Regions from separate parts of the Homo sapiens genome. Here region 2 is linked to region 1. Evidence: chromatin loops called from intact Hi-C (ENCODE). Cell type or tissue: ovary. All regions are shown on one strand. Links, peaks and the distances in the headings refer to the core of each region. The heading gives the core; the rest is flanking DNA. Region 1 has its middle 39 kb from the start of CYP2A7. Region 2 has its middle 15 kb from the start of CYP2A6.

Region 1 (4,395 bases), core at 276-4,275:
CTCTATACACTTACATGCTGTATGTAAGTGTCATACAGAGGTATGCTCTGTAAGACACTTACCTCAGCATATACAGTTAAACCCTTTTTCTATGTGGTTATTGAGAATTTGACTAGTGGTGTTAATTATGGGTAGCCACCGGTACTGATCAGTACTTTTTGTTTATTCCTATTTTTCCAGGAACCATTTGTTTTACACATTGTTCTCTGTATTACTCATATTTACCCAGAGAGAAAAATATATCACTATAATTTGTAAAATTCATATGTTTAATGGAAGGAGCAAAACTGTTCTCCACTTATTACAATTATTTTTGAAACATAAAAAAAGTTGTGAAGATTTCATCTTAATATGGACATTTATCTGTTCTCAAATAATACTTTTATAATTTCTTATGCCTGTCTTTAGTATCTTAATCCTGTTATCTTCAGAAGCTAAGGATGTGTGTCACCTCAGGACCTCTGTGATAATTGTGTTAACTGTACAAATTGATTGTAAAACATGTATGTTTGAACAATATGAAATCAGTGCACCTTGAAAAAGAACAGAATAATAGTGATTTTTATGGAACAAGGGAAGACAAACATAACGTCTGACTGCCTGTGGGGTCAGGCAAAAAGAGCCATATTTTTCTTCTTTCTTTCTTCTTGCAGAGGGCCTATAAATGGACGTGCAAGTAGGAAACATATTGCTAAATTCTTTTCCTAGCAAAGAATATTAATATTAATACCCTGGTAAAAGTATGCGTTCCTGGGGGGAGGTCTATAAATGGCTGCTCTGGGAATGTCTGCCTTGTACAGTTGAGATAAGGACCGAGATAAACCTTGGTCTCCTGCAGAACCCTCATGCTTACTAGGGTTGGGAAAACTTAACCCTGGTAAATTTGTGGTCAGACTGGTTGTCTGCTCTTGAACCCTGTTTTCTGTTATTTAAGATGTTTATCAAGACAATATGTGCACCGCTGAGCATAGACGCTTATCAGTGGTTCTGCTTTTGCCCTTTGCCTTATGATCTTTGTTGGACCCTTATCAGTGGTTCTGCTTTTGCCTTTTGTCCTGTGATCTTTGTTGGACCCTTATCAGTGGTTCTGCTTTTTGCTCTTTGAAGCATGTGATCTTTGTACCTACTCTCTGTTCTTACACCCCCTCCCCTTTTGAAACCCTTAATAAAAGCTTGCTGGTCTGAGACGCAGGTGAGCATCATGGTCCTACCAATATGTGATGTCACCCCTGGTGGCCCAGATGTAAAATTCCTCTCTTTGTACTGTCTCTCTTTATTTCTCAGCTGGCCAACACTTATGGAAAATAGAAAGAACCTATGTTGAAATATTGAGGGTGGGTTCTCCCAATAATAATACAGACATGAAAAACATTTGATGGAAATCCAACATCCATTCCTGATTAAAAATTATCAGCAAGCTAGAAATAAACAGAATTTCTTACCCTGACTAAAGGCATCTACAAAAATATCTGCAGCCAACATCATACTTAAAGGTGAAAGACTTGATGCTTTCCCTCTAAGATTGGGAGCAAGTAAAGAATGGCGGTTCTTACCACTCTGATTCAAAATCGCGCTGGAGGTTCTATCTATTATTCCACTCTCTAGGTCCATGTGTACACATTGTGTAGCACCCACTTACGAATGAGAACATGTGATACTTTCTGTGCCTGGCTTATTTCACTTAAGATAATCACCTCCAGTTGTATCCATGTGGCTATAAAAGACAAGACTTTATTCCTTTTTATGGCTAAATAGTATTCAATGGTGTATATATACCACATTTTATTTAACCATTCATCTGTTGATTCCCTATCTTTGCTATTGTAAATAGGATTTGGACCACATTTCAAGTACTTAATTAGTGGCCACATGCAGCAAGTTACTACCATATTGGACAATGTAGCCTCAACCCACTATATGACCTTGGGTAAGACTTGCAAACTGTCACTGCTTCAATCTCTCCATCTATAAAATGGGGATGGCAACAATACCTCCCTAAAAGGGTAAAGACTGAGTCACTGTGTGTAAAGCACTTCATGCCTCCCCACTGGTGCTTCACCCTGGGGCTGGAATGAGCACCCAATCTTAGCGTCAGATGACACAGCACAGCAGGACCCTGGTCCTTGGGTCAGAAAAGTCCATGCTGGCACCTCTCCAGTGTCAGGAAAGTACAGCTTCCACCTCATAAAAATCAGGATTGTTTATCTTATCCTCCTGGGTCAAAGTAACTTCTGGGCTCAGGGTAAACACTGAGTCACTGTGTGTAAAGCACTTCACGCCTCCCCACTGGTGCTTCACCCTGGGGCTGGAATGAGGACCCGATCTTAGTGTCAGATGACACAGCACAGCAAGACCCAGGTCGTTGGGTCAGAAAAGTCCATGCTGCCTCCTCTCCCCGGTCAGGAAAGTACAGCTTCCACCTCTTAAAAGTCAGGATTGTTTGCTTCTCCTGGGTCAAAGTAACTTCTGGGCTCAGGGTAAACACTGAGTCACTGTGTGTAAAGCACTTCACGCCTCCCCATCGGTGCTTCACGCTGGGGCTGGAATGAGGACTCAATCTTAGTGTCAGATGACACAGCACAGCAAGACCCAGGTCCTTGGGTTGGACAGGTCTGTGCTGGCACCTCTCCAGGGTCAGGAAAGCACAGCTTCCACCTCTTAAAAATCAGGACTGTTTGTCTTCTCCTGCTGGGTCAAAGTAACTTCAGGGTCAGGATCCTGGATCCAGCAAAGAGTTTGGTTAACATTGCAAGAAAGATGTTGCCTCATGGTCAAAAGTCAGGCCTAGGATGAGACAGGCAGACACGGACACATTCACATCCAAATTGTGCAAATATGGACTGACCCTGTCAGAGGCTGTGTGGGTGCAGGCTCACAGTGAAGATAGAGACATATGGGAGTCCAGTAGACATCAATCAAACTGGACCCAGTTTCCACACACATGGAGCTCAAGAGTCTCCAGGGGGAAAACAGAGACATAAAGTTAGAGAGAGATAGAGCCAGAGAAATTTCCTGCACCAGGAAGATAGTTGGGAAGAACCCCCTCAGCGCTAGTTAGAGTGATCAGAAACCAAGGGGACCCGATCACTGCACCTGCCAGTCTCAGTTTCTGTCTCCCTCCAACTGACCACCTCTTCCTCTGAGACTCACTGGTTCTGCATTTCTTGCCCCTCCTTCTGTTTCTCCCATCACTTCCACCTATGGCTGTCACAGAAGGACTGATAAAGGAGGGGACACTGGAGATAGACCCTGAGCATTGAAGGCGGCCAGCCCCCCCACACCTGTGGGTATTTCTCATCAGGTTGGACGAGAGACTGAGAAAAGAAATAAGACACAGAGACAAAGTATAGAGAAAGAACAGTGGGCCCAGGGGACTAGCGCTCAGCATACGGAGGACCTGCACTGACGCCGGCCTCTGAGTTCACTCAGTATTTATTGATCATTATTTTTACTATCTTAGTGAGGGGAGTGTAGCAGGGCAACAGGTTGGGAGAAGGTCAGCACAGAAACATGTGAGCAAAGGAATCTGTATCATGAATAAGTTCAAGGAAACGTACTGTGCCCAGATGTGCACACAGGCTAGATTTATGTTTCTCTTTACCCAAACATCTTAGTTTAGCAAAGAGTAACAGAGCAGTATTGCTGCCAGCATATCTCGCTTCCAGCCACCGGGTGGTTTTCTCTTATCTCAATAGAATGAATGGGAATGGTCAGCTTTACACCAAGACATTGCATTCCCAGGGATGAGCAGGAGACAGAAGCCTTCCTCTTATCCCAACTGCAAAGAGGCCTCCCTCTTTCACTACTCCTCCTCAGCACAGACCCTTTATGGGTATTGGGCTGGGGGACAGTCAGGTCTTTCCCTTCCCATGAGGCCATATCTCAGGCTGTCTCAGTGGGGGGAAACCTTGGACAATACCCAGGCTTTCTTGGGCAGAGGTCCCTGTGGCTTTCCGCAGTGCATTCTGTCCCTGGTTAATCGAGAATGGAGAATGGTGATGACTTTTACCAGGCATACTGCAAACATATTGTTAACAAGGCACATCCCACACATTCCTAAATCCATTAAACCTTGATTCAATACAGCACATGTTTCTGTGAGCACAGGGTTGGGGCTAAAGTTACAGCTTAACGCATCTCAAAGCAGAAACAATTTTTCTTAGTACAGATCAAAATGGAGTTTCTTATATCTTCCTTTTCTACATAGACACAGTAACAATCTGATCTCTCTTTCTTTTCCCCACAAGCGTCTGCAGGCTTCCAAAGAGAGGGGCTAGGAGATGCACCAACACAGAAGCACAAATACACCAGCACACACAGATACACACAATTGGTTCACATATTGCTAGGTTACAGTTTGCTATGCGACAAAGGCAGTGGACCAGATTTGATTGA
Region 2 (4,395 bases), core at 70-4,069, 56 kb before region 1:
GCTTGAGGTCACGAGTTCAAGACCAGCCTGGTCAACATGGTGAAACCCCCATCTCTACTAAAAATACAAAAGTTAGCCAGGTGTGGTGGTGGGTGCCTATAATCCCAGCTACTCAGGAGGTTGAGGCAGGAGAGTCACTTGAACCCGGGAGGCAGAGGTTTCAGTGAGCCGAGATTGTGCCACTGCATTCCAGCCTGGGTGACAGAGTGAGACTGTCTCAAAAAAAAAAAAAAAAAAAAAAGAGTCAAACAGATCTGACTACTACATCTGTGATCTGTGCTAGGTCCTTTCAGTGGTTGAACCTTAATGGTTGTGACTCTCTGTTTGCTCATATGTAAAATGTGGATGATCATAGAACCTTTATCACAGATTTGTGAAGACTGCATAGCACACTCCATGAAAAGTTCTCCTTAGCACAGCATCAGGCACAGGGAAGCTCAACGCCTTGAAGGTGCTGTTTTTATTTCTAGGTCCCTAAGATCTTCCTCGTCCTCCTTATGGCTCCCCCCTTTATTCTCCATATTTGTTCCTTCCTTGAAAGTCAAGGGTGCAGGAAGAAGATGATATCCTGGAGGCCAAGCCCACACAATTAGGACATGTAGTGGACATTTACCTGTTCTTAGATCCACTGCTGCTCTTCCTCTGCTTGTCTATCACAAGGGGCTGACACCTGCACACTAATTCTGTCTTGAGGGAGACTGTGTAGGGGAACATGGCCATTTGAGTTCATTAGGAAAGGGTTTTGAGGTCAGGACATGGGTATTTGGTGTACATGGGAGTTTGGTGGCCTCTATTGTAGGAGGCTTTGGAAATGTGTATTGTTGGGAGGTCCTGAGGGAGGAAGTTTGGGATGAACATGGAGATTCTAGGCTGTGGAGGAAGATGTAACATGGCTATTGGAGGATTCTGGGACCTTACCTTGGTACCTTGGTAATGAGGACATCTTCAGCTTTATTTTTATGTATTTACTTTTTTTTGAGATGGAGTCTCACTCTGTCACCCAGGCTCGAGTGCAGTGGCGTGATCTCAAAATACTAAAAATTAGCTGGTTGTGTTGGTGGGCACCTGTAATCCCAGCTACTTGGGAAGCTGAGGCAGGAGAATCGCTTGAACCTGGGAGGCAGTGGTTGCAGTGAGCTGAGATCATGTGGCTGCACCTCAGCCTGGGTGACAGAGTGAGACTCTGTCTCAAAAAAAAAAAAATGTTCATGCCTCAGCTGCTCAGCCAGTAGTCATTCTTTTCTCAGTAGCTGTTTTCTCCTCAGCTTTGTGGAGTCTTTCCCTCAGCCTGTGCAGCTCTGTATTCAGCCAATGATTTGAGGCCACTGTAAGCAGCTCTTTCCCTTTGGAGCTCTTTTTGTAAGCAAAAGCTCAGTTTCTTACGTAAGAAAACCCAATTCCCCTTGAGGAAGAGAAAGAGCTGGAGTCCTTTAAAATTAACTGCCTGTTTTTCTGTGGCTAGGGAGCCTTATCTCTCCCTTTGCCAGGCATTGTGAAGACTCTGTTTCTCTAGCTGTGCAGCTGCAAGGTCACTAGACAGATAATCTCAAGTCGTAAAATATGCCGTTCCTTGAAAAGTAAGAAATGATGTAATGCATGTCTCAACTGGATAAGTGTCTTTGTTTCTCGATTCTGTTTTATGCTTCCCCCTGCACAGATCTCCTCCTGCACCAGAAGTGCTTAAAAGGTAACTGGACTCTTTGTTTGGGGCTCAGTCATTTTGGATGTTGATCTGACTGGGCCGGTGCACCTAAATAATAATAAGAAATCCTCCTCAACCCCTCAGTCTCTCTGATTCCTAAATTATCTCACTGCAAAGGCAAGATAATTGCTTGAGCCCAGGAGTCTGAGACCAACCTGGGCGACATAGTGAGATCCTGTCTCTACAAAAGATTAAAAAAATTAGCCGGGCATTGTGGCGCATGCCTGTGGTCCCAGCTACTCGGGAGGCTGAGGTGGAAGGATTGCTTGAGCCCAAGAGGTCCTGGCTATGGTGAGCTATGATCACACCACTGCCTTCCAGCCTGAGTGACAGAGCAAGACCTTGTCTCAAAAAAAAAAAAAAAAAAATTGGGCTGGGCATGATGGCTCAGGCCTGTAATCCCAGCACTTTGGGAGGCTGAGGTGGGTGGATCACCTAAGGTCAGGAGTTCAAGACCAGCCTGACCAATGTGGTGAAACCCTGTCTCTACTGAAAAATACAAAAATTAGCCAGGTGTGGTTGTGTGCACCTGTAGTCCCAGCTACTCGGGAGGCTGAGACAGGGGCCTAGGATTAAATAAGGAGTTTTGGCAAAACTAGGCTGGAACTCCAAAACCTGCTACGTAAGTACTCACGAGGGTTGCTAGTTATTAGTATTATTACTTTGTTGTTATTTTTAGGAGTGGAGCAGGTTGTATTTGTATCTTACATCACCGGCTCTGGTCAGATTTCAATTAATGTCACAGATAGGATTTAAACATTTCTTTTATTATTTTTAAGATTTTAGGCCAGGCACGGTGGCTCCCAGCACTTTGGGAGGCTGAGGGGGGTGGATCACCAGAGGTCAGGGGTTCGAGACCAGCCTGGCCAACATAGTGAAACTCCGTCTCTACTAAAAATACAAAAAAAATTAGCTGGGCATGGTGGCACGTGCCTGTAACCCCAGCTATTCGGGAGGCTGAGGCCAGGAGTTTGAGACTAGCCTGGGCAAATAGTGAGAACTTGTCTCTACCAAAACAAAACAAAACAACCAACAACATTAGGCCAGGCGTGGTGGCTCACACCTGTAATCCCAGTACTTTGGGGGGCCGAGGCAGGCAGTGGATTGCCTGAGGTCAGGAGTTTGAGACCAGCCTGGGCAACATAGTGAAACCCCGTCTCTACTAAAAGTACAAAAATTAGCTGGGCATGGTGGTGGGGCACCAGGAATCTCAGGACTTGGGAGGCTGAGGCAGGAGAATCGCTTGAACCTGGGAGGTGGAGGTTGCAGTGAGCCATGATCTGGCCATTGCACTCCTGCCTGGGTGACGAAAGTGAAATTCCATCTCAAAAAAAAAAAAGTTAGCTGGATGCTGGATGTGGTGGCATGTGCCTATAGTCAGCCACTCAGAAGACTGAGGTGGGAGGATCACTTGAGTCTAGGAGTTCAAGGCTGCAGGGAGCCGTGATCATACCACTGCACTCCAGCCTGGGCAACACAGCAGACTCTGTCTCAATAAAAAAAAAAAAAAAAAGCGCAGAAGAATATTAGTTTATGGAGAGTATTATTTAATCTTTAGAAATTTTCTGTACAAAACAAACAATGGAAAATAAGAAATGCATTACTCTATAATAAAATATAGCCTTTTCTCTCTCACATATATATGAATGGATAAAAACAGTCATAACTTCCTACACATTTAATCCTCTATACTAGCTTCCATACCCATTTACCACTCCCTCAAAGACAAACATACCAAAAAGATGCTAAGTAAATGAACAAAATACTTGGTATTCTTAACTATCTAAAGTATTGTACTTAACAGGTATTTTCTTGGCTGACTGGTTCTCCATACCCAACAAACACAGTGATGTCAGCTCTCACCACTCACATTAAACAATATAGCCATTGCTGTAAAGTACAAAAGAGAAATGCAGTACAAATTGAAAAGGAGGAAATAAAACTTTTATTCATCGTTGATATTATCAGATACATAAAATCCCAAGGAGACAAAAGCTACTACTAATGAGATTAGAAGGATCCCAGAAACAGACACAGACATGCACACACACCTCCCCACAGACACAGATACACACTCACAACACACTCAGAAGTACATTTTATTTTATTTTGAGACAGTCTCGCTGTGTCACCCAGGCTGGAGTGCAGTGGCTCCATCTCAGCTCACTGCAACCTCCGCCTCCCGGGTTCAAGCGATTCTCCTGCCTCAGCCTCCCCAGTAGGTGGGATTACAGATGTGCACCACCATGCCCGGCTAATTTTTTGTATTTTTAGTAGAGATGGAGTTTCACCATGTTGGCCAGGCTGGTTTTGAACTCCTGACCTCAAGTGATCCACTCACTTTGGCTTCACAAAGTGCTAGGATTACAGGCGTGAGCCACCACGCCCAGCCAGAAGTATCTTTTAAACAGGATTTTTAAAAGTGAGAGTTGACCCTTTCCATAATCTGGAGTTGGGATGGGCATTAGTGGTTTGGAGAGGAAAGAGCAGGTGTGTTGTGGCTGGGAGGCGATTCCTTTCAGCACCTTGGGTGATGTCTGAGGCCATACCCACTTTCTGTGCTAGTTTTGGGATTATGATGATTAACCCACACTCCCTTTGTTCCTCCCATGTAAGCTGGATTCTTGGGCATTCAACCAATATTAAACCCTTCCTCTGAAAAATTCCTGGATTGACGAGACCACACTGGACCC

What was found. Hi-C counts contacts between places; a loop is a spot of excess contacts. Peaks named below come from ENCODE experiments on the same cell type or tissue, not always from the same donor. Only the 100,000 strongest peaks of a DNase experiment are listed, where the experiment ranks them.
Region 2: a loop joins it to region 1, with 2.3 times the contacts of the local background. A loop is called at or near these places in 1 of 110 quality-filtered maps.

The regions. Positions count from the first base shown.
Region 1 is chr19:40,918,947-40,923,341 of GRCh38, forward strand. No RefSeq gene overlaps it. Among named protein-coding and RNA genes, the nearest start is that of CYP2A7, 39 kb to the left of the region's middle. RefSeq lists a silencer at 2,106-2,376. In ovary, for the core only: no CTCF peak of the experiment used is centred there; a DNase peak (open chromatin) is centred at 2,445; H3K27ac peaks cover 1,731 bases.
Region 2 is chr19:40,863,222-40,867,616 of GRCh38, forward strand. No RefSeq gene overlaps it. Among named protein-coding and RNA genes, the nearest start is that of CYP2A6, 15 kb to the left of the region's middle. In ovary, for the core only: no CTCF peak of the experiment used is centred there; no DNase peak of the experiment used is centred there; H3K27ac peaks cover 1,531 bases.